3 separate regions of the Homo sapiens genome follow, and all the other regions are linked to region 1. A link is an interaction called in ENCODE POLR2A ChIA-PET data of the cell type or tissue named here. Cell type or tissue: PC-9. All regions are shown on one strand. Links, peaks and the distances in the headings refer to the core of each region. The heading gives the core; the rest is flanking DNA. Region 1 holds the start of MAPK7 (mitogen-activated protein kinase 7). Region 2 has its middle 15 kb from the start of TRW-CCA2-1. Region 3 overlaps SLC47A2 (solute carrier family 47 member 2).

The links. Peaks named below come from ENCODE experiments on the same cell type or tissue, not always from the same donor. Only the 100,000 strongest peaks of a DNase experiment are listed, where the experiment ranks them.
Region 2: POLR2A ChIA-PET joins it to region 1 with 11 read pairs; 12 of 35 experiments call an interaction of 5 or more read pairs at or near these places.
Region 3: POLR2A ChIA-PET joins it to region 1 with 18 read pairs; 4 of 35 experiments call an interaction of 5 or more read pairs at or near these places.

Annotation. Positions count from the first base shown.
Region 1 is chr17:19,373,235-19,383,607 of GRCh38, forward strand. MAPK7 (mitogen-activated protein kinase 7) reads left to right here and starts at 5,264. Exons shown (of 7, transcript NM_002749.4): 1 at 5,264-5,396; 2 at 5,662-5,898; 3 at 6,548-6,713; 4 at 7,374-8,452; 5 at 8,547-9,232; 6 at 9,579-9,712; 7 at 9,844-10,310. The coding sequence starts at 5,667. The coding sequence ends at 9,997. MFAP4 (microfibril associated protein 4) reads right to left here. Exons shown (of 6, transcript NM_002404.3): 6 at 10,211-10,373. It also overlaps a transcript of B9D1 not described here. RefSeq lists silencers at 4,340-4,389, 5,100-5,159, 5,230-5,489 and enhancers at 4,660-4,889, 7,227-8,189, 9,435-9,935, 9,936-10,373. In PC-9, for the core only: no CTCF peak of the experiment used is centred there; a DNase peak (open chromatin) is centred at 5,007; H3K4me3 peaks cover 2,747 bases; H3K27ac peaks cover 1,351 bases.
Region 2 is chr17:19,487,608-19,497,980 of GRCh38, forward strand. It overlaps the pseudogene RPL17P43. Among named protein-coding and RNA genes, the nearest start is that of TRW-CCA2-1, 15 kb to the right of the region's middle. RefSeq lists an enhancer at 5,021-5,538. In PC-9, for the core only: no CTCF peak of the experiment used is centred there; a DNase peak (open chromatin) is centred at 5,444.
Region 3 is chr17:19,698,857-19,709,229 of GRCh38, forward strand. SLC47A2 (solute carrier family 47 member 2) reads right to left here. Exons shown (of 17, transcript NM_001099646.3): 6 at 9,860-9,904; 7 at 9,446-9,543; 8 at 8,890-8,987; 9 at 7,792-7,905; 10 at 6,580-6,647; 11 at 5,214-5,322; 12 at 4,236-4,311; 13 at 3,749-3,818. Among named protein-coding and RNA genes, the nearest start is that of SLC47A2, 13 kb to the right of the region's middle. RefSeq lists enhancers at 7,506-8,143, 8,144-8,781. In PC-9, for the core only: no CTCF peak of the experiment used is centred there; no DNase peak of the experiment used is centred there.

The DNA of each region.
Region 1 (10,373 bases), core at 1,461-9,460:
AATAATTACCATATCACAGATGACTAAAAGAGTCTCAAAGCACATCAGCACCCCCCAACCTGTTCTGCTTCTTGGTTCCTCATTTTGGTGACATCTCCATTGCTAGAAATGGACACTATCACATGTCCTGCATTTACCCCTTTATATACCTCTTTTTTTTACTTTTTTTTTTTTTGAGACAGAGTCTCACTGTGTCACCCAGGCTGGAGTGCAATGGCACCATCTTGGCTCACTGCAACCTCCACCTCCCGAGTTCAAGCAATTCTCCTGCCTCAGCCTCCCGAGCAGCTGGGATTATAGGCGCCTGCCAACATGCCCAGCTAATTTTTGTATTTTGTATTTTTAGCAGAGACAGGGTTTCACCATGTTAGTCAGGCTGGTCTCAAACCCCTGACCTCAGGTGATCCACCTGCCGCGGACTCCCAAAGTGCCAGGATTGAGACACCGCGCCCAGCCTAATTTTTGTATTTTTAGTAGAGACAGGGTTTCATCATGTTGGCCAGGCTGGTCTCAAACTCTTGACCTCAGGTGATCCCCCAGCCTCAGCCTCCTAGAGTGCTGGGATTACAGGCGTGAGTCACCGCACCCAATCCCACGTCTGTCTTTTAATCAAGGCATGCTCTGCCTTCAAGTACACCCTCCATGATGTCTGCCAGAAATACCTTTCAGGAAGGCAGCTCTGAAGGGCATTTGTCTACTCAAAAATCCTAGGTAGACATTTACATTAGTTCAGGGGCTTTTGGTAACCTAAACCAGAAATCTTGAACTCAAATGCCCACTGTGGCCATGCAGGAAACGTGAGCCAAGTGAGTGGAGTATCTGTATATAACACATGAGATTGTCTTTGTTCCCACAAAAAGATATACTTGGTCTTTCTTTTCCTGAAACACATGTCATCTCAGCCTCTTTTGTTTTCCTGCTTTTAATAAGATGTAGAAAACAGTTGTGAAAGCACAATGATAAGTAGCATCTGACCCTCGGCCTGTGCTGGGGAGGCTGTCAGGGAGTGGCAGGGACTGTGGTGAATTAGAGAGCACATGTTCTTTCAATGGCGGGGTCACAGTTCGATGGCTACGTAGAAATGCTGATCTGATTTCCCAAAAGAAAGCAAAAATCAGGATTCTTATGGCAAATCTCCCCATTTTTGACAGGCAAATAATTCCAAGCTTTTAAAAAGCACCGTGTGAGTCATTCTCTCATACCACTGGTGGGTGTCTAAATCAGTATAATCTCTAAGGATAGAAATTTGACATTAGCTACTAAAATTGTAAGAACAATACTCTTTAACTTGACACTCCCACTTCTGGTATTCTTCCTGCATATACACTTGCTGTGTGCAAAATGATGTGTTCAAGAAAATTTATTGCAGCATTGTTTGCAATAGTGAAAAAACTGAACTCATCTAAATGTCTATCTAGGGGGTCTTGGTTAAATAGGTTATATTCGTAAAGGAATATCATGCAGCTGTAAAAATGAGTGCTTTTTTTTTAGATATGACAATAGCACAAGTGACAAAAGACAAAACAGATAACTGGACTTCATCAAAATTAAAAACTTTTGTGGAACAGAGGATGTTATCAAGAAAGTGAAAAGACGATCTGAGAAATGGAAGTAAATATCTGTAAATCATGGGAAGTAAATATCTGTAAATCATCTAATAAGGTAATATCTGTATCTGTAAATCATCTGATAAGGGACTTTTGTTTAGAATATATAAAGAACTCTGACAGCTCAACAATAAAAAGGCAAATAATCCAATTAAAAATGGACAGAGGGCTGATGCGGTGGCTCATGCCTGTAATCCCAGCACTTTGGGAGGCTGACGTAGGCCGATCACTTGAGCTCAGGAGTTCAAGACTAGCCTGGCCAACACAGTGAGACCCTGTCTCTGCTAAAAATACAAAAATTAGCTGAGTGCAATGATGTGTGCCTGTAGTCCTAGCTACTTGAGAGGCTGAGGCAGGAGAATCACTTGAGCTTGGGAGGCGGAGGCTGCAGTGAGCTGAGATCCTACCACCGCACTCTAGCCTGGGCTGGAGTGAAACCCTGTCTCAAAAAGAAAAAAAAAAAAGGTCAAAGGATTTGAATAGATATTGAACAGACATTTCCCCAAAGGAGACAAATGGCCAATAAACCGTGAAAACATCCTTAGTCATTAGGGAAATGCAAATCAAAACTACAATGACGTATCACTTCACACCCACTAGGATGGCTATAATTAAAAAATAATAATAATAATAAGGCTGGGTACTGTGGCTCATGCCTGTAATCCCAGCACTTTGGGAGGCTGAGGCAGGTGGATCACTTGAGGTCAGGAGTTCGAAACCAGCCTGACCATCTCTAATAAAAATATAAAAATTAGCTGGACATGGTGGTGGGGACCTGTAATCCCAACTACTCGGGAAGCTGAGGGAGAAGAATTGCTTGAACCTGGGGTGCAGATGTTGCAGTGAGCCGAGATCGTGCCAGTGCACTCCAGCCTGGGCGATAGAGTGAGACTCAGTATCAGAAAAAGAAAAGAGGTGTTGGTGAGGATGTGGAGAAATCGGAACTCTTAAATATTGCTGGTGAATTTGTAAAATGGTGCAACTGCTGGAGAAAACAGCTTGGCACTTTCTCAAGAAGTTAATAGTTTACCATGTGACCCAGCAATCCCACTCCCAAGAGAAAGGAAAACATGTCCACAAAAAAACTTGTAAACAAATGTTCTCAGAAGCATTATCATAATAGCCAAAAAGTTGAAACAACCCAAATGTTCATAAACTGATGGATAAACAAAATATGGTATATCTAAACAATGCAATATATTTGGCCATAAAAATTAGTGCTAATATGACAACATGAACTTTATGCTAAGTGAAATAAGCCAAACACAAAAGACTACACAGTGTGTGATTCCATTAGTATAGAGCATCCACAATACGCAAGTCCATAGAGACAGAAAGTAGTTCAGTGGTTGCAAGGGCTCTGGTGAAAGAGGAATGAGGAGTGACCGTTAATGGGTATAAACCAAAAATAAAATTAGAAGGCCCTTTGCAACCATCTGAATGGACTCCCTCCTTGGCCAGCACACCCTAAAATTTAACCTGAAAGACTGGTTCAGGCCACGATGGGAGGTGAGAGTTGGACATGCCTTATTATACCCCTCCAACATTAACATCAACACTGACCTTAAGTCTGATAAGAAATATTTGTCTATTCTCTCTATAGCCTGCTACTGGGAGGCTTCAACTGCATAATAAAACCTAGGTCTCCTGGCCAGGTGCAGTGGCTCACGCCTGTAATCCCAGCACTTTGGGAGGCCGGGAGCAGGGGGGCGTGGATGACTTGAGGTCAGGAGTTCGAGACCAGCCAGGCCAACAGGGTGAAACCCCATCTCTACTAAAATACAAAAAAAAAAAAAAAAAAAAAAAAAAAGCCGGGCTTGATGGCTCATGCCTGTGATCCCAGCTATTCGGGAGGCTGAGGCAGGAGACCAGGAGGGGGAGGTTGCAGTGAGCCGAGATCGCACCACTGCACTCCAGCCTGGGCAACAGAGTGAGACTCACTCTTCAAATAAAATAAAATAAAATAAAATAAAATAAAATAAAATAAAATAAAATAAACAACCAAAAAACCCTAGGTCTCCACAACCCCTTATCATAACCCAGATATTCCTTTCTATAGATAATAACTCTTGTAACCAACTGCCAATCAGGATATGTTTAAATCTACCTGTGACTTGGAAGCCCCTCCCCTTTGAGTTGTCCCGCCCTTCCAGAATAGACATTGAACAGACATTTCCCCAAAGGAGACAAATGGCCAATAAGCACATCAAATCAATGTCAATCTTGCATGTATTGACTTATGTATTATGTCTTCCTGAAATGTATAAAGGCTGACTATGCCCCGACCATCTTGGGCACATGTTGTAGGACCTCCTGAGGCTGTCACCACCATGTCCTTAACATTGGCAAAATAAACTTTCTAAATTGACTTGAGACTTGTCTCAGATACTTGGTTCACATAGGTTTCTTTTAGGGGCGATGAAAATGTTCCATAAACCACTCTACCTAAAATTAGGTAGTGATGATGGCTGCTCAACTGTGAATATACCAAAAAACACTGAATTGTACACTATAAAAGGATGAGTTTTATGGTATGTTATTAAAAGTTGTTTAAAAGTGAGGGACCCCTCCAGTTATTGATATGGAATGATCTTCAGGAAAAGAGCATAATATGCTACATTTTTGTACACCAAAGGGGAGGTAGGTACGAATATGCATACATATTGCTTTTTTCTAGAAGCCGCCTAGGAGTGAAACCAAAATTCTTCACTTCTTTTCGGCCCTACCTCGAGCTCCCTTTAGAAAACCTTTCCTTCCAGCTCACAGTATCCACCATGTCCACCTTCGCCTCCCGGCACTGAGCCTTAGAGGGGCGGTGCTCCATAAACATTTGCTACATGAATGAACGAATAAACTATCGGATTTTGGGGTGGGTCGGGACAGCTCGGTTCCAGCGAGGGCTCCGCCCACCCGCGGGCTCCGCAGAGGAGCAGAGGTTGGGCGGCCGCCTCGGTTAACTCCGCTGCAGCCCAAAGCACGGGAATCGCGGGACAGACAAACGAGCGGAGGGAAGATACCTAGAAGCCAGGAAACCGCGAGCTGCAGTCCAACTTGGCCGGAAGCTGCGGAGAGGCTCAGCCACCGGAAGTCAGTGGAGGGTTCGGCCGGACGCTCTAGAATCCCGGAGGACCGGGATCTCTGTGGTTGGCCGTGACGGGCACCCTCTACCGGGGATGACACATTCCCAGAGCTCCTGGGACCAAGCAAATGGCGGACACAATTCCCTGGGCGGAAGGGGACTTCGGGAGCCAGTAGCCAAGGTAACAGTCCCAGACCTGGGCATCTCAGGCCGGGCAGTTCCCCGAGCTCACGGGACTAGCTGTGATTGGCCGGATGAGGTTGAGAGCTTCATGGGGACGCGCGCGCTACGTGCAGGGGCGTTGCCTTCCATTCACTTGGCGCCCGACTGCCAGTGCGCATGCGTTTGAAGGCGGTGCAGGGCGGGGAGCACACCCCTGCGAAGTGCCGGGCACCCTTTGGGCGGCTCCCGCCGGCGAGCTGGACAGCGGCGCGCGCCAGGCGTGGCTTTCTCGGCCGGTGGGCTAGGATTGGACGCAGTAGGTAGAAGGGGCAGGACCCTCCGCAGCAGTAGCTCAGCGATTGGCCAGGAGCTGGAGGGAGCGTGGCCTTGGGAGGCGGGGCGGAGGGGGACGGACAGGGCAGCTCAAGACGCTGAGGTGGTGGCTGCGGCCTTTGAACAAGTAAGTGAGCCACCCTCGGAGACCCCCGCGCTGGGGACGGGAGGCCGGCGAGCCTCGGGACCTCTGAAAGCCTTGAGGAGGCGCGGGGGTGAGTGCGGCCCTGAGGAAACCCAGGTGCCCCGCCCCTCCCTTTCTTCCTGGCCCGCGCCTCGCCTACCCCTCCCCCGACCCTGGCGGGCCCCCGGCTCTGGGCCCGGACCCCTGGGGTAGCTAGTCTGCCACGAACCAGCCGCGCGCTTCTGCCCTTGTCGGTTTAGGAAACTGGGAAGTTCCCTGGTCCTGCTCCCCAGCCCGCAGAGGGGACACTGAGGCCCACGGTAGGTGGTCCTCTCCTCACCCGAGTCTCCACACAGACACCATGGCCGAGCCTCTGAAGGAGGAAGACGGCGAGGACGGCTCTGCGGAGCCCCCCGGGCCCGTGAAGGCCGAACCCGCCCACACCGCTGCCTCTGTAGCGGCCAAGAACCTGGCCCTGCTTAAAGCCCGCTCCTTCGATGTGACCTTTGACGTGGGCGACGAGTACGAGATCATCGAGACCATAGGCAACGGGGCCTATGGAGTGGTGTCCTCCGCCCGCCGCCGCCTCACCGGTGAGCTTCCTGAGCCGTCGCCTCCCAGATGTGGCAGCGTCGCAGGGAGTGGGAAACCGGCCTGTCCCAGACAGCCGGGAAGGAAAGCGGGGTGCGAGTTCTGGCTCCAGTCAACACACACTGACCAGGGCCTTCTGCCTGCCAGGCTCCGGGGAGGCTCGGTTCTCTGAAACTCCGGCCTGGTGGTTTTGCCATCCTGCCTGCCTACTTCCTCCTTAGGAAAATGATAGTCCCAGTTAGACCAGAATGGAGAGCCAGTCCTTCGTGTCTAAGAGAGAAATGTGTTCTGGAGCCAGACACTGGCATAAGGAACTGGTGGTGGGATGGGTGAGGTCTGAGATGGAGAGGGTGTAGGCATAAGAGGCTGAGCTACACCACTGGGCATCCGTGCAACCTCCAACAAGTTACTAAGCCATATTTCCTTCTCTTTAACGTTGACCTATTGGGACCTGCCCCGCAGGGGAGTTGTGAAGGTAACATTTAATAATGTAGGTAACATGCTTAGCACAGGGCTTGGCACATAGTAGGTACCCAATACTTGGTAGCTGTTGTCATTTGCATCCTAGAAGGGAGGTGTTGATAGGGGCTGAGTCGACTCTGCAGTTTCTCCAAGGTATCCTCTGGTATGTCCCTTTTCCCTGCTCCTCAGGCCAGCAGGTGGCCATCAAGAAGATCCCTAATGCTTTCGATGTGGTGACCAATGCCAAGCGGACCCTCAGGGAGCTGAAGATCCTCAAGCACTTTAAACACGACAACATCATCGCCATCAAGGACATCCTGAGGCCCACCGTGCCCTATGGCGAATTCAAATCTGTGTAAGAAGCGGGATGGGAGAGGGAGCCAGACTTGGGACTTTTCTGAAGGCTGCAACCATGTTGCCGAAGTTCTGGAAAGGCAGCTGAATCTAATCTGAAGCAGGCTGGGAAAATTCCCGCAGTTCTAGGACCAGTTCTTTAGAGTTTTGCCAGGGACAACTGTTATTCCTCAAGAAGTGTACAGATGATTTTACAGTTTTATAGAATCTTAGTATATAGGATGTCAAATGTAGGACATTCCTACTATGACCACACCCTCCTATTCCCATAGCAGACTTCACTAATCAATCACAGAACACTTTCCTACAGACAGTGGACAAGCCTGGTCAATTTTCATCATAGTTCTTCAAGCTGCCACTACCAAACAATGGAGATAGCCCCAAAAGGAAACCTATTGGCCAGCCCTGGTGTAGTCCAACCCCATCTTTTATCTGATGGGGAAACTAGGTCTGGAGACAAAAGTGATTTAACCAAGTTCATGGAAAAGTCGTAGAGAATCTAAAACGTGATGCTCTTCTTCCATACCATGCCGTCAGCCCCTATGGGGTCCCAGGGTAAGGCTGTTACCTGTCTGGAATCGGAAGGGTGTGGTGAGGATGGGGCTTGTCCCTGGAGTGTGATCAGGCCAACCCATGCTTCTCTCCTTCCTTCCCCTTCCAGCTACGTGGTCCTGGACCTGATGGAAAGCGACCTGCACCAGATCATCCACTCCTCACAGCCCCTCACACTGGAACACGTGCGCTACTTCCTGTACCAACTGCTGCGGGGCCTGAAGTACATGCACTCGGCTCAGGTCATCCACCGTGACCTGAAGCCCTCCAACCTATTGGTGAATGAGAACTGTGAGCTCAAGATTGGTGACTTTGGTATGGCTCGTGGCCTGTGCACCTCGCCCGCTGAACATCAGTACTTCATGACTGAGTATGTGGCCACGCGCTGGTACCGTGCGCCCGAGCTCATGCTCTCTTTGCATGAGTATACACAGGCTATTGACCTCTGGTCTGTGGGCTGCATCTTTGGTGAGATGCTGGCCCGGCGCCAGCTCTTCCCAGGCAAAAACTATGTACACCAGCTACAGCTCATCATGATGGTGCTGGGTACCCCATCACCAGCCGTGATTCAGGCTGTGGGGGCTGAGAGGGTGCGGGCCTATATCCAGAGCTTGCCACCACGCCAGCCTGTGCCCTGGGAGACAGTGTACCCAGGTGCCGACCGCCAGGCCCTATCACTGCTGGGTCGCATGCTGCGTTTTGAGCCCAGCGCTCGCATCTCAGCAGCTGCTGCCCTTCGCCACCCTTTCCTGGCCAAGTACCATGATCCTGATGATGAGCCTGACTGTGCCCCGCCCTTTGACTTTGCCTTTGACCGCGAAGCCCTCACTCGGGAGCGCATTAAGGAGGCCATTGTGGCTGAAATTGAGGACTTCCATGCAAGGCGTGAGGGCATCCGCCAACAGATCCGCTTCCAGCCTTCTCTACAGCCTGTGGCTAGTGAGCCTGGCTGTCCAGATGTTGAAATGCCCAGTCCCTGGGCTCCCAGTGGGGACTGTGCCATGGAGTCTCCACCACCAGCCCCGCCACCATGCCCCGGCCCTGCACCTGACACCATTGATCTGACCCTGCAGCCACCTCCACCAGTCAGTGAGCCTGCCCCACCAAAGAAAGATGGTGCCATCTCAGACAATACTAAGGCTGCCCTTAAAGCTGCCCTGCTCAAGTCTTTGAGGAGCCGGCTCAGAGGTGCCTTGTGGGCAGGTCGGGTGGGCAGAGGGGAGACTTGGACTTGGACAAGGCTTCAGGCTTTTACCTTCTCCCCTGCCCAACTTCCCCGCAGATGGCCCCAGCGCACCCCTGGAGGCTCCTGAGCCTCGGAAGCCGGTGACAGCCCAGGAGCGCCAGCGGGAGCGGGAGGAGAAGCGGCGGAGGCGGCAAGAACGAGCCAAGGAGCGGGAGAAACGGCGGCAGGAGCGGGAGCGAAAGGAACGGGGGGCTGGGGCCTCTGGGGGCCCCTCCACTGACCCCTTGGCTGGACTAGTGCTCAGTGACAATGACAGAAGCCTGTTGGAACGCTGGACTCGAATGGCCCGGCCCGCAGCCCCAGCCCTCACCTCTGTGCCGGCCCCTGCCCCAGCGCCAACGCCAACCCCAACCCCAGTCCAACCTACCAGTCCTCCTCCTGGCCCTGTAGCCCAGCCCACTGGCCCGCAACCACAATCTGCGGGCTCTACCTCTGGCCCTGTACCCCAGCCTGCCTGCCCACCCCCTGGCCCTGCACCCCACCCCACTGGCCCTCCTGGGCCCATCCCTGTCCCCGCGCCACCCCAGATTGCCACCTCCACCAGCCTCCTGGCTGCCCAGTCACTTGTGCCACCCCCTGGGCTGCCTGGCTCCAGCACCCCAGGAGTTTTGCCTTACTTCCCACCTGGCCTGCCGCCCCCAGACGCCGGGGGAGCCCCTCAGTCTTCCATGTCAGAGTCACCTGATGTCAACCTTGTGACCCAGCAGCTATCTAAGTCACAGGTGAGAGGGAGGCCCAGGCCATGGGGACACCTGGGTCTGGGCCAAAGGAAAATGGGTTCAGGAAGCGGTCAGTGTTCCACAAAAACTGAGCAGCAGATGGGGCTTTATCTCTGAACGTGTCCTCTTGCTCACAGAAGGAGCATAATGGCAATGAAGAGGTTGTTAGGAGACAAGTTAAATATGGCCTGCAAAGTGCCTAGCCCAGAGATGGGGCCAGCCAGCACTCACTGACTGCCGAGACTGGTGTTAGCACTCCCAGATATCCAGGCGGAGTAGTCAGCAGCATTGGGACAGGGTGGCCTACAGACCTCAGTCTGTCTGCATTGTAACCTGTCATTCCCTGCAGGTGGAGGACCCCCTGCCCCCTGTGTTCTCAGGCACACCAAAGGGCAGTGGGGCTGGCTACGGTGTTGGCTTTGACCTGGAGGAATTCTTAAACCAGTCTTTCGACATGGGCGTGGCTGATGGGCCACAGGATGGGTAAGGTGGCTGGACTGAGCTCCTAGACTGGGACTGTGGGGAGAGGTTCCTGGTGCAGGAGACATGCACCTGTGGGATGGGTGAGGGTCCAGCCTAGGCTAATAGCACCCCTCCCTTTCCTTCCCCTGCAGCCAGGCAGATTCAGCCTCTCTCTCAGCCTCCCTGCTTGCTGACTGGCTCGAAGGCCATGGCATGAACCCTGCCGATATTGAGTCCCTGCAGCGTGAGATCCAGATGGACTCCCCAATGCTGCTGGCTGACCTGCCTGACCTCCAGGACCCCTGAGGCCCCCAGCCTGTGCCTTGCTGCCACAGTAGACCTAGTTCCAGGATCCATGGGAGCATTCTCAAAGGCTTTAGCCCTGGACCCAGCAGGTGAGGCTCGGCTTGGATTATTCTGCAGGTTCATCTCAGACCCACCTTTCAGCCTTAAGCAGCCACCTGAGCCACCACCGAGCCATGGCAGGATCGGGAGACCCCAACTCCCCCTGAACAATCCTTTTCAGTATTATATTTTTATTATTATTATGTTATTATTACACTGTCTTTTTGCCATCAAAATGAGGCCTGTGAAATACAAGGTTCCCTTCTGCACCTGACTCCAGGTGTAATTTTTGGAGTTCGGGGTAGGACACCATCAGCAGGGGAGCAAGGAGGAGCCA
Region 2 (10,373 bases), core at 1,419-9,418, 110 kb after region 1:
CTGGAATCACCTGGGAACATTTTTTCTTTTTCTTTCTTTTTTTTTTTTTTTGATGGAGTCTCACTCTGTTGTCCAGGCTGGGGTGCAGTGGCACAATCTCGGCTCACTTCAACCTCCGCCTCCCCAGTTCAAGCGATTCTCGTGTCTCAGCCTCCCGAGGAGCTGGGACTACAGGCGCCTGCCACCATGCCCGGCTAATTTTTTGTATTTTTACTAGAGATGGGGTTTCACCATGTTGGCCAGGCTGGTCTTGAACTCCTGACCTCAGGTAATCCACCTGCCTCTGCCTCCCAAAGTGCTAGGATTACAGGCGTGAGCCACTGCGCTTGGCCGGGAATATTTTTTAAACTATGTCTGGCTCTACCCTCATAAAATTATGAAATGATTTTAATGGTCTGGAGTTGTAGTTGGGATATTCAGTTTTATCTTGTTTTTTGAAACTCCCCAAGTACTTATAACGTACAGGCTGACAAGAACACCTGATTCAATCAGTTCTCTCTGCCCCGACTTTACAGATGCAGAAACCACGACCAAGAGAGAAGAAGAGATTTGTCCAAGAACACATGGTAGGTAGTGGGAGGAGCCAAACCAGAGTCCTAAACCTTGACCCATTTTCCCACCATTCAACACTGCTCCTCGGGCTGAGCAGGGCCTGGTCCTGCAATGAGCTACAAACAGTCCGTGGGATGACAACTGCACAACTTTCATATTACATCAGCACTTAGTCTGTGGAGGTCGCAGGGAATTCTCGGTATAAGGCTAGGCTCAAGGAGTTCCTAGTCAGGAAAAGCTCCCCGGCGTGGGCTTGAGTAAAGGCCAGGTTGGAATTCAAAAGTTGGAGGACAGTAGAACTTCCATTCTGACTGGTGGGCCAGGAGAGAAGGGGTCTCAGCAGGGGTGTATGGAGACGAGTGTGACAGATGCAGGGAGAGTGGTGGGCCGCAGGAAAAGGGAAGCCAGACTGGGAGGGAGAGGCCAGGCAGTGCCATGAAACCCCAGCCAGCAAACCCAGGGCTATGGATGTGTTTGAGACTTGGACCAGAGTCAATGGGGACTTGGAAGCTGCTTGAGCCTGGGAGGCACCTCGCCAGAGGAGAGCTTAGAACATGGCTTCTGGGAGCAGGCATGGTGGTCAGGTAGACCGAAGGCTGAGGCTTAGAGCAAGGAAAAGGCCACAGAGTCGCCCTTGTGTTCTGGGAGGGTGGGGCTAGGAGCCGCTCCAGCACTTGTCAGAGCTGCCGCCAACATTTATTATATTAGAGCCAGGCATGGTGGTAAGTGCTGTAGTCCCAGCTACTCAGGAGGCTGAGGCAGGAGGATCACTTGAGCCCAGGAGTTCAAGGCTTCAGTGAGCTGCGATCTGTGATCATGCCTGTGAGTAGCCACTGCATTCCAGCCTGGACGATATAGATAGCAAGACCACATCTCTAAAAAACAAATATAGAGTTCTGGCCGGGCGCAGTGGCTCATGCCTGTAATCCCAGCACTTTGGGAGGCCGACGTGGGCGGATCACAATGTCAGGAGATCGAGACCATCCTGGCTAACAAGGTGAAACCCCATCTCTACTAAAAACACAAAAAAATTAGCCGGGCGTGGTGGCGGGCGCCTGTAGTCCCAGCTACTCGGGAGGCTGAGGCAGGAGAATGGCGTGAACCCGGGTGGCGGAGCTTGCAGTGAGCAGAGATCGCGCCACTGCACTCCAGCCTGGGCGACAGAGCGAGACTCCATCTCAAAAAATATATATATAGAGAGAGAGAGAGAGAGAAAGAGAGAGAGAGAAAGAGAGAGAGAGAGAGAGAGAAAGAGAGAGAGAGAGAGTTCTGTTCTGCTCTGGGCTCTGCTCAGCCATGCCGTGGGACAGCCTTGCCTGCCCCTCCCCCTGCCAGCAGGAATCCGTGGCACAGGCACAGGCTACTAATGTGGGTGTTAACAAGAGTGAGCAGCACCAAACCCCTGCTGGGTGAGGGTTGGGGACAGCAGGTGTGACTGATACACTGGGCAATGATGCCTCCCCTCCTGTCTCTGGCCTCTGGGCCTGATGGGCTCCAGCCTAATCCCAGCACTTCCTTTCCGGATGCTTGAAGGGAAAGCCCCACAGCTCTTGGTGTGCTGCAGGCTCTTAGCCCAAATGCTCCCCTCCTGAACCCCCCACGGCTCAACATGGAACAGGGTCTGGCTAAATACTCCACCAGAGTAAGAGACGGAGAAAAATCCCGCCAGGCGAGCAGCACAAATGATGACTGGACAGCAAATGGCACAGGGAGAACAAATCTTAGAATGGATGGATCGAAGCCACCAAATAAGTATGACAAAAGACGAAAGCAGAGCAGGGAGCTGAACGCCCTGCCACACGGGAAAGTCACTGGCAAGAACAGCACTGAATCGTCTTCCATCTCCCAAACTCTTGATGCTTTTCCCTCTCTGTGTGTGTTTTGTCTGCACCCATGTCTGCACTTCCACTCCCCTGAGATTCAAATGAAGCTGGGGAAGAACAATGGGAAACATTTCTGAATAGGGGCTGTCTTGGCCTGTGTTGCTATAAATGAACACCTGAGACTGGATAATTTATAAAGAAAAAAATGTCGGCCGGGCGTGGTGGCTCATGCCTGTAATCCCAGCACTTTGGAAGGCCAAGGTGGGTGGATCACCTAAAGTCAGGAGTTAGAGAACAGCCTGACAAACATGGTGAAACCCCGTCTCTACTAAAAATACAAAAATTAGCTGGGGGTGGTGATGCCTGCCTGTAGTCCCTGATACTTGGGGGGCTGAGGCAGGAGAATTGCTTGAACTCAGGAGGTGGAAGCTGCAGTGAGCCAATATTGCACCACTACACCATGTTGGTCAGGCTGGTCTCAAACTCCTGATCTCGTGATCCACCCGCCTCGGCTTCCCAAAGTGCTAGGATTACGGGTGTGAGCCACCACACCCGGCCTTCCTTGCAGATTCTTTTGGTACATAGCTCCATATTTCTTTCTTTCTTTTTTTTTTTGAGACAGAGTCTTGCTCTGTCGCCCAGGCTAGAGTGCAGTAGTGCGATCTCGGCTCACTGCAAGCTCCGCCTCCCGGGTTGATGCCATTCTCCTGCCTCAGCCCCCCAAGTATCAGGGATTACAGGCAGGAGTAGATGGGACTACAGGCGCCCGCCACCACACCCAGCTAATTTTTTGTATTTTTAGTAGAGACGGGGTTTCACCATGTTGGCCAGGATGGTCTCGATCTCCTGACCTCGTGATCCGCCCGTCTTGGCCTCCCAAAGTGCTAGGATTACAGGCGTGAGCCACTGCGCCCGGTCTCATAGCTCCATATTTCAAAATAGGATGCTGTATTTTGCTCTTTCCTCCATCCCACTCCCCGCCACACATGTGCAACCTTCTCTGCCACTCCATCTTCCTCACAGAGTTTGGCGTGGGTTACCTTTCTGAGACCCAGCAAAGGTTGCTGATCTCCTTCTTTTATGGACACTTCCTTGGGATGTGTCATAGTCCTTGGTTTTCTTCTCATATCGAAGAATGGAAACACAGAGCTAGTTGGAAGGTTTGAATATGTAAAGGTTTCAGCATGCAAATTTCACGTTAGCGTGTTCTGTCGAGGCAGTGTCCTTGAGGACCCAGCCATAATTAGGCTTACGTCACAGGCCGATGCTAGGACATGGTGTAAAGTGAGTTTCCTGTTATCCCCACAGTGGCTGAGGTCACACTTAGTAATTATCCATGTGGGCAGAATATTTTTGTTGTTTAAGCTATACTCTTTTTTTTTTTTTTTGAGACAGAGTTTCTCTCTTGTTGCCCAGGCTGGAGTGCAATGGTGCAATCTCGGCTCACCACAACCTCCACCTCCCAGGTTCAAGCGATTCTCCTGCCTCAGCCTCCTGAGTAGCTGGGATTACAGGCACGTACCACCACGCCTGGCTAATTTTGTATTTTTAGTAGAGACGGGGTTTCTCCATGTTGAGGCTGGTCTTGAACTCCTGACCTCAGGTGATCCACCTGCCTCAGCCTCCCAAAGTGCTGGGATTACAGGCGTGAGCCACCACACCTGGCCAGTTTAAGCTAACTCTTACAGAAGAGTGCTCAGCTCATAGGGGATCCCTTTATACAAGAGATAAGAACCAAACAAAAAGGAATGAATGATTCAAAGTAGAATTTCAGATGCTGAAAAGGCAATGAAAAAGTAAAGAAGCACATGAGTTACAGTAGATGGATCTGCGTTCCAGCCTCAACAGTGGTATCCAGCAGCACAAAACCCTCTTCCTGTATGTTACGGGCTGAATTGTGTCCCCCGCCTCTCAATTCATATATTGACGTCCTAATCCCCAGCACCTCAGAATGTGACTGTATTTGGAACAAGGGCCATTATATCGGTGGGCCTTAACCCAATATAACTGGTGTCCTTATAAGAAAAACATTATCCTTCCACCCGCAGGATCCACTGTTGGAAAACCAGAATAGTATCAGAAATAGTGGCAGGAAATAGGGACTTGAATAGAGGAAGGGAGGTGTTTTTATTACTTAGTCCTCCCACCCTCAATGAAAAAAGAGACAAGTAGGGAAGAATTCTGATTGTCAGTGAACATAGCACTCAAGAAAATATATTAGGTCTATAAAATGATAGTTTAAAACCTGATGGTATGGTTTGAATGTGTCCAACACTCAAAGTTCATGTGTTAGAAACCTGATCCCCAATGCAGCAATGTTGGGAGGCAGGGCCTAATGGGAGGTGTTTGGGTCACGGGGGCTCCGCCCTCATGAATGGATTAATGCCATTCTTAGAGGAAAAGATTCATTACTGTGGGAGCGGGTTCCTTATAAAAGGACCAGTTCAGCTCCCTCTTGCACTCACTCTCTCTCTGTTTCTCACTCTTTCTTTGCCCTTCCACTATGGGACGACACAGCAAGTAGGCCCTTGCCAGAACCTGGAGCCCTCCAGAACGGTGAGCTAATAAATTTCGGTCCATTATAAGCTATAAGACCCTTCACTGATACCTCAAAATGATGTATGGGTGTGACTAGGAGGGCTTTTAAGAATGTTAAAGAAATGATGTCACTGAAAATGGTGGACTAGAGAACTCCAAAACCCATCCCTCCACTAAAGCAACAATTAAACTGGCAAAAAAAATGTCAGAATTTACTTTTCCTGAATTTTGGGATAATAAAAAACAACCACTGAGGGTCTGGTTAATGAAGAAAGAAGCAGCTAAATTTTGGTAAGAGATATTGTGGCATTTCAATGTAACCCCCAATCACCTCTCAATCCCCAGTTCAGAAAGCAGCTATGGAGATGGTGGCCCACATTCCTTGGGCAGCTTGCTTGTGCCAGAGAGGCCAATAAGGTCCTTGTTCTCAAAAAGCTGTGGTTGTATTTTTCGACCAGTCTGGCAGCAACCAGAGGGACTGACTCAGAGGCTTGCCTTTGTTTCATCGCCCTCAGAACTTTCAGCATTGGAACCACCTTCCCAGCAGTGTTTGTCGAAAGGATTTAAAGGCATATGCCAGCTGTAGCCACCTGGAGCAAGGGAAAACAGATGGGGCCAGAAGCAGACACACCAGAGCACCTAGGAGGGAAGAGGCTGGGGAAAGAGAAACATGGAGAAATAAAGACTTCGAAAAGCTCCTGCATAGCTGGGCGCAGTGGCTCACGCCTGTAATCCCAGCACTTTGGGAGGCCGAAGTGGGCAGATCACGAGGTCAGGAGATCGAGACCATCCTGGCTAATGTGGTGAAACCGCATCTCTACTAAAAACACAAAAATTAGCTGGGTGTAGTAGTGCACGCCAGTAGTCCCAGCTACTCGGGAGGCTGACGCAGGAGAATTACTTGAACCCGGGAGGCAGAGCTTGCAGTGAGTGGAGATCGTGCCACTGCACTCCAGCCTGGCAAAAGAGCAAGACTCAGTCTCAAAAAAAAAAAAAAAAAAAAAAAAAAAACAAAGCAAAGGTCAGGCGCGGTGGCTCACGCCTGTAATCCCAGCACTTTGGGAGGCCGAGGTGGGGGATCACTTGAGGTCAGGAGTTTGAAACCAGCCTGGCCAACCTGGCGAAACTCTGTCTCCACTAAAAATACAAAAATTAGCCAGGCATGGTGGTGGGCGCCTCCCAGCTACTCGGGAGGCTAAGGCACCAGAATTGCTTGAACCAGGAGGCAGAGGTTGCAGTGAGCTGAGATCGTGCCACTGCACTGTAGCCTGGGTGACAGAGCGAGACTCTTTCAAAAAAAAAAAAAAAGCCAAAAAGTAGAACCCAAATATTCACCAACTGATGAATGGAAAATAAAATGTGGCCAGGCGTGGTGGCTCACACCTGTAATCCCAGCACTTTGGGAGGCTGAGGCGGTGGATCACCTGAGGTCAGGAGTTTGTGACCAGCCTGACCAACATGGTGAAACCCTGTCTCTACTAAAAATACAAAATTAGCTGGGCGTGGTGGCACATGCCTGTAATCCCAGCTACTTGGAAGGCTGAGGCAGAATCGCTTGAACCTGGGAGGCGAAGGTTGCAGTGAGCCGAGAGGCCATGTACTGTATGATTCTATTTACATGGAATACTCAAAACAGGCAATTCCATAAAGATAGAAAGTAGACTAGTGGTTGCCTTTGGCTGTAGAAACTGGCAGATGCGTTGGTTAATTTTATTTGTCACCCTGACTGGGGAACAGAGAGCCCAGATATTTGGTCAAACATTATTCCAGGTGTGTCTGTGAGGGTGTTTTTGGATGAGATTAGCATTTAAATCAGTAGACTGAGTAAAGCCAACTGCAAATGTGGGTGGGCCTGATTAGAACAAAAAACCCCACCCTCCCTTGAGTAACATTGCTTCTTCCTGGGTCTTGAGCCCACTGGCCTTCAGATGGAAATTACACCAGTGGCTCTCCTAGCTTTCAGGCCTTTGGACTTAGACTAGAACAAAACCATCAGTTCTTCCTGGTCTCCAGCTTGCTGACTGACCCTGGAGATCTTAGGACTTGCAAGAGCCAATTCAAATGCATATATGTGTTATTGGTTTCCTTTATCTGGATAATTCTGACTAATTCATGGGAATTGGGAGGTGACGGTTAAGATTTCTTTTTGGGATGATAAAAATATTCTGCAATTGATTTTGGTGATGGCTGCATAACTGTGACTATATTAAAAGCCACTGAATTTTATGGCATGTGAGTTCTATCTCAATATAACGTTAGCTATTTTTGTATGGTATATGAATCACATCTCATGATAACATATAGCTACTTTTTTTTTTAAGAAAATCTGCTTTTAAAGGCATTTGATACTCACATTGTATATACTTTATTAAAGACCTAGAGGCAGAGGCTCTAGAAGGAGCAGGGGTCCCCAGCCACCGGGAGATTCCCAGCTCCCTTCTCGTGCTTGGATTCGCGCACTCAGGCTCATCCCTGCGGGTGGGCCTCTTGGACGCAGCACCCTCCGGAGACAGCGCCACGGGTGTGGGACTTTTCCTCCTTTCCAATTGGCAAAGTGATCCCGGGCAAGTCATTGTCCGTCATCCCAGGTATGCCTCTATAAGGTGTGGGACAGCTCCTGGTTCCACAGAGGATCGAGCATGGGGGCAGGTGGTGGACCGAACTGGAGAGGAAGGACTCTCGCGATGGGGCAGCAAGTAGGACGGGCGGTTCCAGACGAGCACACGGGGTGGGGCGGGCCAGCGTGACGCCACAGGCGCCCCATTGTGACACACAGGCAGCCTCAGCTGGGATTGGCCGGGAGGCGCCGGCCAGGGATAAAGCCAGAGTTCCAGGGCCCCCACCCTGGCCAGAGTCTGGGCAGAGAGAGTCTCTGCTGCTCCTGCTGCTGCTCCTGCTGCTCCTGCTGCTGCTCCTGCTGCTCCTGCTGCTCCTGCTGCTCCTGCCCGGCCTCCCCTCTAGGTAACCCGGAACCCTGACTCCGGTGAGGAGGCCACGCTCACCTGTCTTGGGTCCCCTAAGTCCCAGGCCTTGTCTGCATGTCAGCCCAGGGCTGGGGCTGCACCCCTGCCTAGGTCTCCCAGGCCCAGCCTCTGACTGCATTCCAGGCTTCTCGCCCTTCTAACTCTCCTGCGGCCTCCCTGCCTCGCGCCCAGGTCTGTTTGGGTCTAGGTAACCAGGGTTGGGTGGCGGCCTCGGGAAGCCGATGTGCTGTGGGAAGTGTGGATGCCGCGTAGCGGTGCCTCCATGGGAAGCCGTGCCTCCAGCTCAGGGACAGATGTCCTCAGTGGGGCCCACTGTCCAGCTGGACATCTCTAGAGCCTCCGGGACAAATTTAGACTGAAACCCATTGAACCTTTGGAAACATTCATCAAATAAACTGAATTGGGAGCATAGGAACAGAAATAAATGAAGGTCATTCCCTGCAGAGAAGAACCAAAACCACAGAGAATGAAGAACTAGGTTTTAGAATAGGAGCATCTAAAAATAGTTTGTACAGGTGCAGAGAGGCTGCCTTTTTGCTCATGATGACAAGAAACATCAGAACCTCAAAACAGGGCTTAGAGGAGCCACCTTTCCCCACAAAAAAAGGTGTGGATTGTACCTCTCTTTCCTTTAAAGAACCCCAGGATTGGTTAATGGTTCTGTGGGATATGGGGGCCTAAGTCCTGGCCCAGAATTTATTGAAGTGTTTGGGGGAACCTGTAATCAATACGATTTTATTCTTAGGAACATTTTCAGCAGGACACGGTGGCTCAGACTTGTAATCCCAGCACTTTAGGAGGCGGAGGTGGGTGGATTGCTTGAGCCCAGCAGTTCAAGACTAGCTTGAGCAACATGGCAAAACCCCATCTCTACAAAAGGAAAAAAAAGGAACACTTTTCTTCAGAAAAGGAAGATGTCAATGGACTGAACAGTAGATTAAACATGTTTAAAAAAAAAAATCTCCAGGCCGGCAAGGAGTCTTATGCCTGTAATCCCAGCACTTTGGGAGGCCAAGGCAGGCGGATCACCTGAGGTCAGGAGTTCTAGACCAGCCTGGCTAACATGGTGAAACCCCATCTCTACTAAAAATATAAAAATTAGCCGGGCATGGTGGCAGGTGCCTGTAATCCCAGCTATTCGGAAGGCTAAGGCAGGAGAATTGCTTGAACCTGTGAGGCGGAGGTTGCAGTGAGCCAAGATCGTGCCATTGCACTCCAGCCTTGGCAACACAGTGAGACTCCGTCTCGGAAAAAAAAAAAAATCTCTATAAAGATGCAAGAGTCCTTACAATATTATCAAAATGTGAATTGAAGCCAAAAGCAGAAAATCTCTTGTGGGCAGGGAGTGGACAGCAAAAGGCTTTTTAAAGGAAGATATTCCACACAAAAAAGAATGGAGCCTCTTTCCCTCAGCGGCCCAAGGTAATCTGTGAAAAAGGTTCACTATTCACTTGACCTCGAGAACCCCACAAAATCACGCAAATCAAGAGGTTCCAATATTCGTGTTCACTTTAAGGTATGCGATTCATAGTTGTGATCCAAGAGTTCCTCGTGTTCCACTCAAAAAACACTTGTGAAACTGCCCAGGCCATCAAGAGTGTGCATATACGAAAAGCCACGAAGTCTCTGAAAGATGTCACTTTACAGAAACAGTGCGTACCATTCTAATGTTACAGTAATGAAGTTGGCAAACAGTGGGGTTGGACACAAGGTCGGTGGCCCAAAAAGAGTGCTAAATTTTTGCTGCACATGCTAAAAAATGCAGAGAGTAATGGTGAACTTAAGGGTTTAGATGTAGATTCTCTGGTCATTGAGCATATCCAAGTGAACAAAGCACCGAAGATATGCCACTGGACCTACAGGGCTTATGGTCGGATTAACCCATACGTGAGCTCTCTCTGCCACACTGAGATGATCCTTACTGAAAAGGAACAGATTGTTCCTAAACCAGAAGAGGAGGTTGCCCAGAAGAAAAAGATATCCCAGAAGAAACTGAAGAAACAAAAACTTATGGCACGGGAGTAAATTCAGCATTAAAATAAGTGCAATTAAAAGGAAAACAAAAAGAATGGAGGAAAATTAATAAAGGCCATTAAACAAGGTAAAGTTGTGCAATGAGAATTCAAAAATAGATTTGTAGCAAAGATTAAAATAATGCATGTATAATACAGTGCTAGGAAAATAACAGGTCCTCAGGAAAAAATATTAGATAAAGTAACAAAGATTTGCATTTCCAGACCACTCAGAATTGGTTTGTGAATCATTCTGTAGTGATTCACATCAGATTCACACCAATTCTGTGGCCAATTTACACATTCATAAAGCATCACAAGAAGTTCACACAATCTGGATTCTGAGCATGCAATCAGAGTGATTAGATTGGACTCCATATGGCCTAATCAGAGAAAGAGTAAATTTGAGAGGAGAAATGAGAAAGGGAAAAAGAAAACCAACATTACAACAAAGTAATTAGAAA
Region 3 (10,373 bases), core at 1,657-9,656, 330 kb after region 1:
ACAATAAAAAAATAAACAGCATAGCAACTGTTACATAGCTTTTACATTGTACTAGGAATTATAAGTAATCTAGAGATGATTTAAACTCATAGGAGGATGGGCATAGGTTATAGGCAAATTCTCTGCCGTTTTATATCAGGAACTTGAGCATCTGTGGATTTTGGTACCTTGCGGGGTCCTGGAACCAATTGCCCAAGGATACCTAGGAATGATTCTATTGGTGAAAGAATAGACAAAAAAGATCACTGGAATGGAAGAGAGAGCCCAGAAATAGACCCATACAAATACAGTCAACTGATTTTGACAAAGGAGCAAAGGCAACTGGAGAAAGCCTAGTTTTTTTTTTCCAAGAAATGGTACTGGAACAACTGGACATCCACATACAAAATAATGAATTTAGATATCCTGTTTTACAAAAGTTAAAACCACAGACATAAAAGCAACATGCAAAAGTATAAAACTCCTACAAAATAATAGAAAATTTAGGTGAATTTGGGTTACACCGTGACTTTTTAAAATTTTTTATTTTACTTTATTTTTAGAGATGGGGGTCTCACTCTGTTGCCCAGGCTGGAGTGCAGTGGTATAATCATAGCTGACTATAGCCTTGGACTGTTGGGCTCAAGCAATCCTCCTGCCTCAGCCTCCCAAGTAGCGAAGACTATAGGTGTGTGCCAACCCCGCCTCCCCGCCGACCCCCTCCCCCAGCTAATTTTTAAAAACTTTTGTAGAGATAGGGTCTCCCTATGTTGCCCAGGCTGGTCTCAAACTCCTTGGTTGAAATGATCCTCCCACCTCAGCCTCCCAAAGTGCTGGGATTACCAGCACTGGTATGCTGGCATGAGCTCTACTGCACCTGGCTGGCAGTTTCTTAAAAAGCTAAAAATAAAGTTATCATTTGACTTAACAGTTCAACTCCCAGAACTCTACTAAAAGAAATGAAAACAAATCCACACAAAGACTTCCACGTGAACATTCTAAACAGCATTATTGATGATAGCAAAAACTAGAAACAACCCAAATGTCCATCCACTGATGAATGGATAAACAAAGGCAGTATTTCCATACAATGGAACTACTCGGTAATAAAAGGAATGAAGCAGTGACGCATGCTGCAGCATTGATGAACCTCAAAAACAGTATGCTAAGGAGAAGCAGCCAGACACAGGACTGCATATCATAAGACCCTACTTATATGAAATTGTTCATACAGACAGAAAGCAATGCAGTGGATTGCCCAGGGCAGGAGATGGGAGCAGGGATTAACTACAAAACAGTCTCCAGGAAATTCTGCGGGGTGATGGAAAACTAGATGGTGGTGATGGTTACATAACTCCAAATTCATTTAAAATCACTGAGTTGTATACTTATATATGAATTTTATCATATGTAAATTATAACTCACTAAAAGTTTACAAAATATAAAAATAAGGCTCATGGAAAATGTAAATTAAGAAAAAACCGACTAGCCAGGAGGAAAAATGATGGGCTGCACATACACAAGCCCTCAGGCCCTGGTAACTGTTCTCTGTAAACCTGACTCGGAGTTTCTTGGTAGCCAAGTGACTAGAGAACTACTGCCCCCTGGAAGGGGAGGCATACTTAATTTCTTAAGAAATGCTGGGCCAGGTGCCATGGCTTATGCCTGTAATCCTAGCACTTTGGGGGCCAAGGCAGGAGGACTGCTTAAGCCCAGGAGCTCAAGACTAGCCTGGACAACATGGCAAGATTCCATCTCTACAAAACTTTAAAAAGAAAATTAGCCAGGCATGGTAGTGCACACCTGTAGTCCCAGCTACTCAGGAGGCTGAGGTAGGAGGATTGCTTGGGCCCAGGTGGTCGAGGCTGCAGTGAGCTGAGATGGCACCACTGCACTCCAGCCTGGGTGACAGAGTGAGACCTGTCTCAAAAAAAAAAAAAAAAAAGCAAAGCTATTCCTAGCTTTCAATTTCAAGAATGATTTCTCAGGTGTGGTCTCACCCAGACACTAGAGAAAAAGTATGAATAGTGTCTTTTAACAGTATCCAGGCCAGGTGCGGTGGCTCACACCTGTAATCCCAGCGCATTTTGGGAAGCCGAGGCGGGTGGGTCACCTGAGGTCAGGAGTTTGAGACTAGCCTGGCCAACATGGTGAAACCCTGTCTCTACTAAAAATACAAAAATTAGCCAGGCATGGGGGTGCATGCCTGTAATCCCAGCTATTCGGGAGGCTGAGGCATGAGAATCACTTGAACCCAGGAGGTGGAGGTTGCAGTGAACCAAGATCACACCACTGCACTCCAGCCTGGGCGACAGAATGAGACTCTGTCTCAAAAAAAAAAAAAAAAAAAAATAGTATCCTATGACAAAAGCAATAATGGGCTCCATAAAGTAGTTTCATTTAATGTTCCTTGATAAAGGCCACAAATATGATGCCAGAACACAGCCCAGAGAGGGAATTTCTGCTGAGGCTAAGAACATGTGGCCCGAGCTTGTCGCTTTCTGAATGCCCGGCTATATTCAAAAATAAATCCTAGAATAGTTAGCGAACTGGATGGAGTACACAGAGGCCTTTGGAAATATCCTCCATAAATATGATTTCTTTCAGTAGATTTGTAATGAGTTGGTAATTATTATGCAAGTGTTTTTTCCCCAGGTAGGGAAAGGGCTGGAATGCGCCAGTATTGCTAAGTAAGGGCATATCCTTCTGCAGAGCTATGGGAATGTATGCAAGGGGTGTGTTCCTGAAGAATTCACGTAACTCCAGATGCAAAGTAGGAGAGCTATGAGTTCAAATTCTGCTTATTAAGCAAGAGTTTAGTGTTTTGGGTTTTGTTGTTTTCTTGTGTTTTTAAAAAATCATAGCTGGGCACAGTAGTTCATGCCTATTGTCCCAGCACTTTGGGAGGCTGATATGGGAGGATCACTTGAGCCCAGGAGTTCAAGGCCAGCCAGGGCTTGGAAGATAAACCTGGCAGCTCCCGAGGCCAGCCATGCCTCCACCATGCCAGCCTTCCTCTGGCCCAGGCTAGTGACTCAGGCCAACGTTGGAAGGCCCACCAGGAGAGGATTCCACCTATCATAGTGTGACCCTGTCTCTACAAAAAATACGAAAATTTAAAAATTAGCTGGATGTGGTGGCATGCACCTGTAGTCCCAGCTACTCAGGAGGCTGAGGTGAGAGGATCACTTGAGCTCAGGAGGTTGAGGCTGCAGTGAGCCATGATCGCACTGCTGCACTCCAGCCTGGGTGACAAAGCGAGACCCTGTCTCAAAAAAAAAAAAAAATTACATAATTCAAATCTGTGTTAAATGACACCTGTCCTTTAGTGATCAAAGGAGCAGAAAGTCCAGTTCCTTCTGTGTTCTGGGTGGGCTCGTTCCCTTGTAGAAATGTCCCTCTGTGCTGGCAACAGGATATGGTTGCCATTCAGCTCCTGGCCAGCCTGGGGCACAGGTCAATGTCATGGTCCCAGCTCATGAGGAATCCGGAAGAAAAAGATTTGTGGCTTTACACTGCTGCAATTTTTCAGTTCTTTGCTAATCTGCATTCACTTTTGAGCTCGTGTAAATTGCAGAAGAAGAGGGAAGTCACTGTTTGAAATAAGAATGGAACTATTATCAGCAAATACTTTGGGCACTTACTATACAGTTAGCCCTTCATGTGTATTAACAAGTTCATCCTCACAGCCCTGCGAGGTCCTGGGGAGGGCACAAGTACATAAATCATGTCCCAGGGAGTCAGGCTTTGGATCAAAGTGGTACTTACACAGATGGCCTCAAACACGTGAAAGACACTATAAACCGGCAAGACCTGGCTCACCAGGGCAATGACATCTCTGCAGAAGAAATGAGAAAGCATTAAGACACAGATGTATCCTTTGAGACCCATTTATATCCCTTCTATTCCACACCCCACCCCCACAAGAAAAAGCTTTGGAATAGAGGTAGTTGCCCCACACAAATGTAACTGGCACTGCTAGCCCAGAGTTTTCTGTGTCTGTGGGTCACACCTAAAACTTCAGAAGAGCCCCCACAATTTTGGACTGCCCTTCAATTAGCCTCTTGTCTATGGACAGGCACTAAAGGCCTGGGGTGGATAGACAGAAGTTGGCTTCCTCTCAGTGAGAGCCAAGCCTGGGCTCTTCCTGCTTCCTTTGGGCCCAGCACTGAGCCAGGAATGTGATAAATCTGAGGACACACTGGGAACCACTTTGACATTTTCCAAGAGTCAGCACAGAAAACTGATTACCTACTCATCATTGGTAAAAATATGCCCCAGCTGATTTTTCAGGATGCTTATCAGGGTGCCCAGGACCAGGGAAATGCCAACTGGAAGAGACAAAAGGTGCAGCAATGACAGACCCCAAGCCAGGAAGCACCCTTGCTCAGATCAGCAAAGGGCTGGCCCCTATGTCAGTGCAAGTCAGCCCAGCCCTCTGCAACCAGGTGCCTTTTGTCACAGGCCTTCATGTCCCCCGCATCTGAGGCGTTCATTTGGGCTAGACAGTCTTGTAGGAAGGGCAGTGTGGAAAATGCTTCCACTCCAGTGGTTCTCAGAGTGGGCGGCACGCTGGCGCAGCAGCATTAGCATCACGTGGGAACTTGTTAGAAACAGATTCTCAGACCCTGCCTCCGACCTGCTGAACCAAAGCCTGCTGGTGAGGCCCAGCAATCTGTGACCAGCCCTCCAAGGGGATTCCAGCGCAGGCTACAGCCTAAGAACCACTGCTTTCTACAGGGAAGCCGGTCTGAGCCTTCCAGTCTCAGAAAGCACAGCCATGATGTCAGAGGACATGAGTGGCTCCTTCTCCAGAGTGGGTTGGCAGCTGCCAAGCTCATGGGGGTGCTGGGAGGGCCAGGCCTGCAGAAGGACTCTGGACAGCTGGAAGGAGAGTGCTGGGCAGGAAGGGCCGTCAAAGAGTCAGGGTTTGCTCTAAGGTAAGTGGTAGAAGCCAGCTGTCTCCAGAAGAGTCCCAGAATCACAGCAGCAGGGAAGGAGTGAGTGGGGATGGGGAGAAAGTGGTGGGAGGGACGCCTGCTGCTCAGGGAGGGGCAGCTGTCAGCTTATCAGCAGAGGCTGACCTGGGTCAGATGGCAGGTCCAGCAGGCTTGGAAGATAAACCTGGCAGCTCCCGAGGCCAGCCCTGCCTCCAGCATGCCAGCCTTCCTGTGGCCCAGGCTGGTGACTCAGGCCAACGTTTGAAGGCCCACCAGGAGAGGACTCCACCTACCTATGCTGAGCACGCCCGAGACGGCCGAGCGCTTGGCCTGCACAGTATCCGCAGCCCCCAGAGCCATCCCCACTCGGACACAGACCCCGATGCTGAGCCCCAAGGGAATCTGGGATCAAAGATAAGAAAGCACTGTCAGTGGGCCCACCCTCCAACCCCTGAAGTCCTGAGCCAGCCTGGGCCAAGAGGGACGTGAGCGGGAAGGCAGAGCAGATCTCAGGCATGCAGTGTAAGAGGCACGTCACATTCTTGCTGCTGACAATGAGGCAGGGAGGGCTGGGGCTGGGAGAAGGGTGGGGGTACCCCCAGTGACACAGCCAGTCCCACCACCACCTGCGCCATCAGAAGCAGCACAGGCAGGCGGGCCTTGCAACCGAAATCACTGTGTTGTCCAAATCAAATGAGTAAACAGATTTTAAAGAGGTGACTGTGGTCTTAGTCCCAGAAAAGCTCCCTGTAAGAAAAAAGATATTTCAGCAGAAACCACTTGTAAAAATAAGAATCTCTAAATTGATTTTGTAATGTAGATTTTTGTGACTCCTTTGCTTAAAGCTGGGGTCAGGGATAACATGCAGATGCGTACCCGAGTGACATGGGCTGCATAAGCAAGACGATGGCTGTGTCTCTGTGGGGAGTAGAGGGGAGGTGGGGGCTGTGGTGGAGGAGAGCCCATGGCCCTGCTGGGGACGCTGTCACCCAGCTCTGGCCGACTGCAGTGTGCAGGAATGTGGCCTGCTGCTCGATGGAATGTGCTTTTTTTTTTTTTTTTTTTTTGAGACAGAGTCTTACTCTGTTGCCTAGGCTTGAGTGCAGTGGCACGATCTCGGCTCACTGCAACCTCCGCCTCCCGGGTTCAAGTGATTCTTCTGCCTCAGCCTCCCAAGTGGCTGGGACTACAGGCTTGTGCCACCATACCTGGCTAACTTTTTATATTTTTAGTAGAGATGGGGTTTCACCATATTGCCCAGGTTGGTCTTGAACTCCTGGCTTTGTGATCCGCCCTCAGCCTCCCAAAGTACTGGGATTACACACGTGAGCCACTGCGCCCAGCCTGGAATGTGCATTTTTAAAGAAAATCCAAAAATAAGATTGTGATGTGAAATCTCCCAATTTTAAAATGATACTAATTAATTTTTAAAATTCCAACATCTGTGAGTGAAATATCACCCTTGGTCGTCAGGTTGTGGGCACCTGTGTGTGAGTCCTGGCGTAAGCTGAGCAGGGTCTGGACCTGGTGGGCACGAGAGGCCCGGGGAGGGTCCTTCGGGAGACAGAGATAGCTTCAGGTGACAGCCTGCCCCCCTCCTATGACACCTCCAGCCATCAGGTGGGGGATGTGGGGAAGGCACCCCTGCAGGAGCCTTACCATGTAGGTCACAGTGGCCACCTCGTAGATGACAGCCTGGGCAGAGAGATCCACCACACTGAGCAGCCCTAGAGAAGAGGCCCGCCGTGAGTCCGGCCCGCAGCCCCAGACACCCAGACCCTGCGCCGACAGGACGCTGCTTTGCTTTGGGGACTCAGGGGCTTTTTTTTTTTTTCTTCCTTGAGACAGGGTCTCACTCTGTCGCTTGAGCTGGAGTGCAGTGGCGCAATTATAGCTCACTGCAGCCTCCACCTCCTGGCTTAGGTGATCCTCCCACCTCAGGCCCCCAAGTAGCTGGGACTACAGGTGGTGCCACCACACCCAGCTAATTTTTGTATTTTTTTGTAGAAACAGAGTTTCGCCATGTTGGCCAGGCTGGTCTCGAACTCCTGGCCTCAAGTGATCCACCCACCTCGGCCTTTCAAAGTGCAGGGATTACAGGCATGAGCCACTGAGCCCGGCTGATTTTGAAGGGCAGATTGGTAACAATGACAACAAAAAGACATTCCTGCCTGGCCTTCAGCCTGTTAGGAAAATTCTGCCCAGTGCCCCGGAGGCCCCTGCAGGCTTCCCTGTGTGGTCTGTCTTTCCAGATGAACTCAGGGTGGCAGTGTGAGGGAGGGGACAGAGAACAGGACCAGGGTCCGGCAACTCGAGTTCGGTTCTTGGCCCTCCCACTGATTTTCTATTTGTGGAGTTCCTGTGTTCTTGGGGCCCCGTTTTCTCATCTGCAAATGCGGGGCAGGGCAGGGGTTCTCACATTCAGGCTGCCTGGAGTCCTCACTTCACCGAGTGCTCTAATGAGCACACACAAGGCAGCAGGTGGGAGCCTCACACTGGCAAGCCTGGACCTCTGCTCACACCCGCAAACCAACTGAATCTCTCACTCCTCCGTGCCTCAGCCACCTCCCACGGGCACCTGCTCTGCCTGGCCCATGCTGGGATTCAGGCACAAAAGGCCCAAGTCTGCCTCCTGGATGCTCACAGCCTACTGGGGAGGCAGACCAGCAACAGACGGATCAGCCCCGCTGGGCAGTGGTGTTCTCTGGGTCCAAGCCTGAGGGCCTGGCCAGTGAAGCTGGAAGGGGGCTGGTGAGCTGCCATCCTGGGGAGGGGGCTTCTGGGATGGGTGAGCCGCCATCCTGGGGAGGGGGCTTCTGGGCTGGGTGAGCCGCCCACACGCCATTGCGCCCCCCATCCTCTTCCACGTACCCATGAGGAAGCTCCCGATCTCATAGGCCCACCACTCAACACAGATCATGAGCATGCTGGGGACAGCCAGGGAGAAGAAGGGGCCCCAGTCCTGCAGGCACTGGCTGGACCAACCTGGAAACAGAGGCCCCATGAGCTGACAGCCTGCCCTGCTTGCCCACCTCATTCCTGCTCCCCACTGCCAGGAGGCCCCTAAACCCCTTTGGCTCTTCCTGCTCTGGGGCTTAGCAGGCTCAGGCACTGGGCATTTTGCAGAGGGAATGCAGCTGGTCTAGAGCTGGTGTTGGGGCCTACGGAGGAGGAGGATGCAGGAACAGGGCACCAGGCTCACCTGGCCAGTCCACGGTGTGGCCCCAGGGCTCAGGGCATGGGTGTTGGTCCCCACTCCACCACCCACCACTCTGCAGGCTCCATTTCCATCTGAAAACCCCAGGCCTTATAGCTGCCCTGCCTCCCTGGGGAGTTTTCAGAGGCGGCATGAGATCAAGGATGCTGAAGGGAAACACACCACAGGTGCACTGGGCAAGCTTGGAAGGGGCTCAGCCAGGGCCCTGCCCCACATGAGGCCCCAGGGGCCTGCAGAGCTGTTCCTGAAATGCCTGGCAGGAGAAGGTCCTTGTATGGGATTGGCTCTCAAGAGGCAGAAAAGGACAGGCAGGCCCCTACACGCCTGCTGTTTCAGCAAATTACTTAACCTCCGTCTGTCATAATCTCCTCTTTGTAAAATGGGGCTAATGAGGTGGGGTGAGGTTTAAATGAATTCAGGAATGTCAGGCACCCCACGCACTGCTGACGCCTGGTATTCCACGGGTGTCACTGCTCTCACCGCCATCCTGAGAGCAGAGGCTGGGCAAGAAAGCTCCCTGGGCCAGGCTTCTGTGATGGACCCAGCAGGGCTCTGCATCGTGACACCTTGGGTGGAGGGACTCTGGGCCCTTGGGGCTGGGGAAGCAAAGGGGAAGGAGGGGGCCGTGCAGGGTCCTGCACCTCCTCCAACAGGCTCTACTGCACCCTCTGCCTGCTGACCACCCTGCCCCAAGGCTAGGGCAGCACCACCGCTGGCCTGCTCAGCCTCCCAGAGCAGGCCAGGCCTCCCACCTGCCCACGTCTCCAGGTGCAGCTTCTTCAGCACAATGTAGAGAAGGAGGAAGACGGTCTGTGCAAACTGGGAGATGATGTTGGCATAGGCGGAGCCCCTGGGTAAGGAGGGAGAACAGGGCTGCGACTGATGCCAACTCTCTGCCACCGCCCTGCCTGAGAGAGAGGTGGCTCTGGCGGCCAGCCCGTGTGGGGCAGGCATGGCTCTGCTCTTCCCCCATCCTGGGATCAGACTCAACCAGGGCCCACAGGCACCTCTGGCCATGGTGGCTCTACCAAGGCAGCCGTGACTACAGTGTCCTGGGGGCCACCTTGCCAGTGCCCACTTCACCTCTCCTGGTGGGCTTGGGCAGGAGCGGGGAGTGGCTGTCCTCTCACCCAATCAAGCGTCAAACTGAGGTCCCCAAGGGACCATCAGGCCCCTCCAACTCCCCATAACCCTCCACTTCAGGACGGCACAGGCAGGGCCAGGATGGTGACTGATCTGTCTCCACCAGGGGTGGAGAGCTCAGTGGGCAGTGTCCCCTGACCAGGCCCCACCAGCCCCCGGGCTCACCTGACCCCCAGGTTCAGCACAGAAACCAGGGCATAGTTGGCCACACCGTTGACACAGTTGCCCACCACACCACTGAGGACTTGGGGCCAGGTGATCTTCTGAAATAAATGAAAACTGGCCCTGCTAAGGTGTGAGTGAGATGGATGGAGGATGGACAAACCCGGGGTTTGGAATGGGGACTCCTCCTCCTGCCCCTTCAGCCATCCCTGTTGAGGAGTTGGAAGAGGCTGGGACGCACAGCCTCTCACCTGCCTCTGTGCGGGAGGTCAGGATATGGCAGGTGGGTTGGAAGTGACCCCTTTCAAGAGCTGGTTCACAGATGGTGGAGAGAAGGGGAAAGCCCCAGGCCCCCCTCCCACTGGAATAGGGCAGTGTGCTGGGAGAAGGGCCTCCCCACACACCAAAGACCTGTACCTGATTTTGCAAATATTTTGCCAGCAGATTGTAAAGAAAAATCACCTGTATGAAAAGCAAACCCAAACAAATCAACAATAATGACCAAAACTCACCAAATGAGCATTAACAGACATTCCTTTCCAGGACATAGTACCCCAGATTGGGGAAATTACTTCATCAAAGTATGTCTGGGACCTCTCAGGTGCGGCCAAAGCCTACCCAGCCACCTGGACTCATGCTCGGGCCCAGCCTATGGAAGAGGCCCCCTCAGGGCTCCCTTCTGCCACAGGGGAGATGAGCAGGCATGCTTTGGCTCAGAGAGAGTACTCTTTGCACACATGCTCATAGTGCACAGTGCCTGGTAGGCCTTCCGGCTGCTAAGCCAGGCTTCCATCAGCTTAGGAAGGTGAGAAGTGACCCAAGGACCTGTTCACAGAAGGGCCCACTTTGGTTCTGGCCTTAGAGACAGGATTTGAAGGTGTGACTTCGGACGAGGGAATGGCAGGTACTGAGACATGCTGGCCGTGGGCAG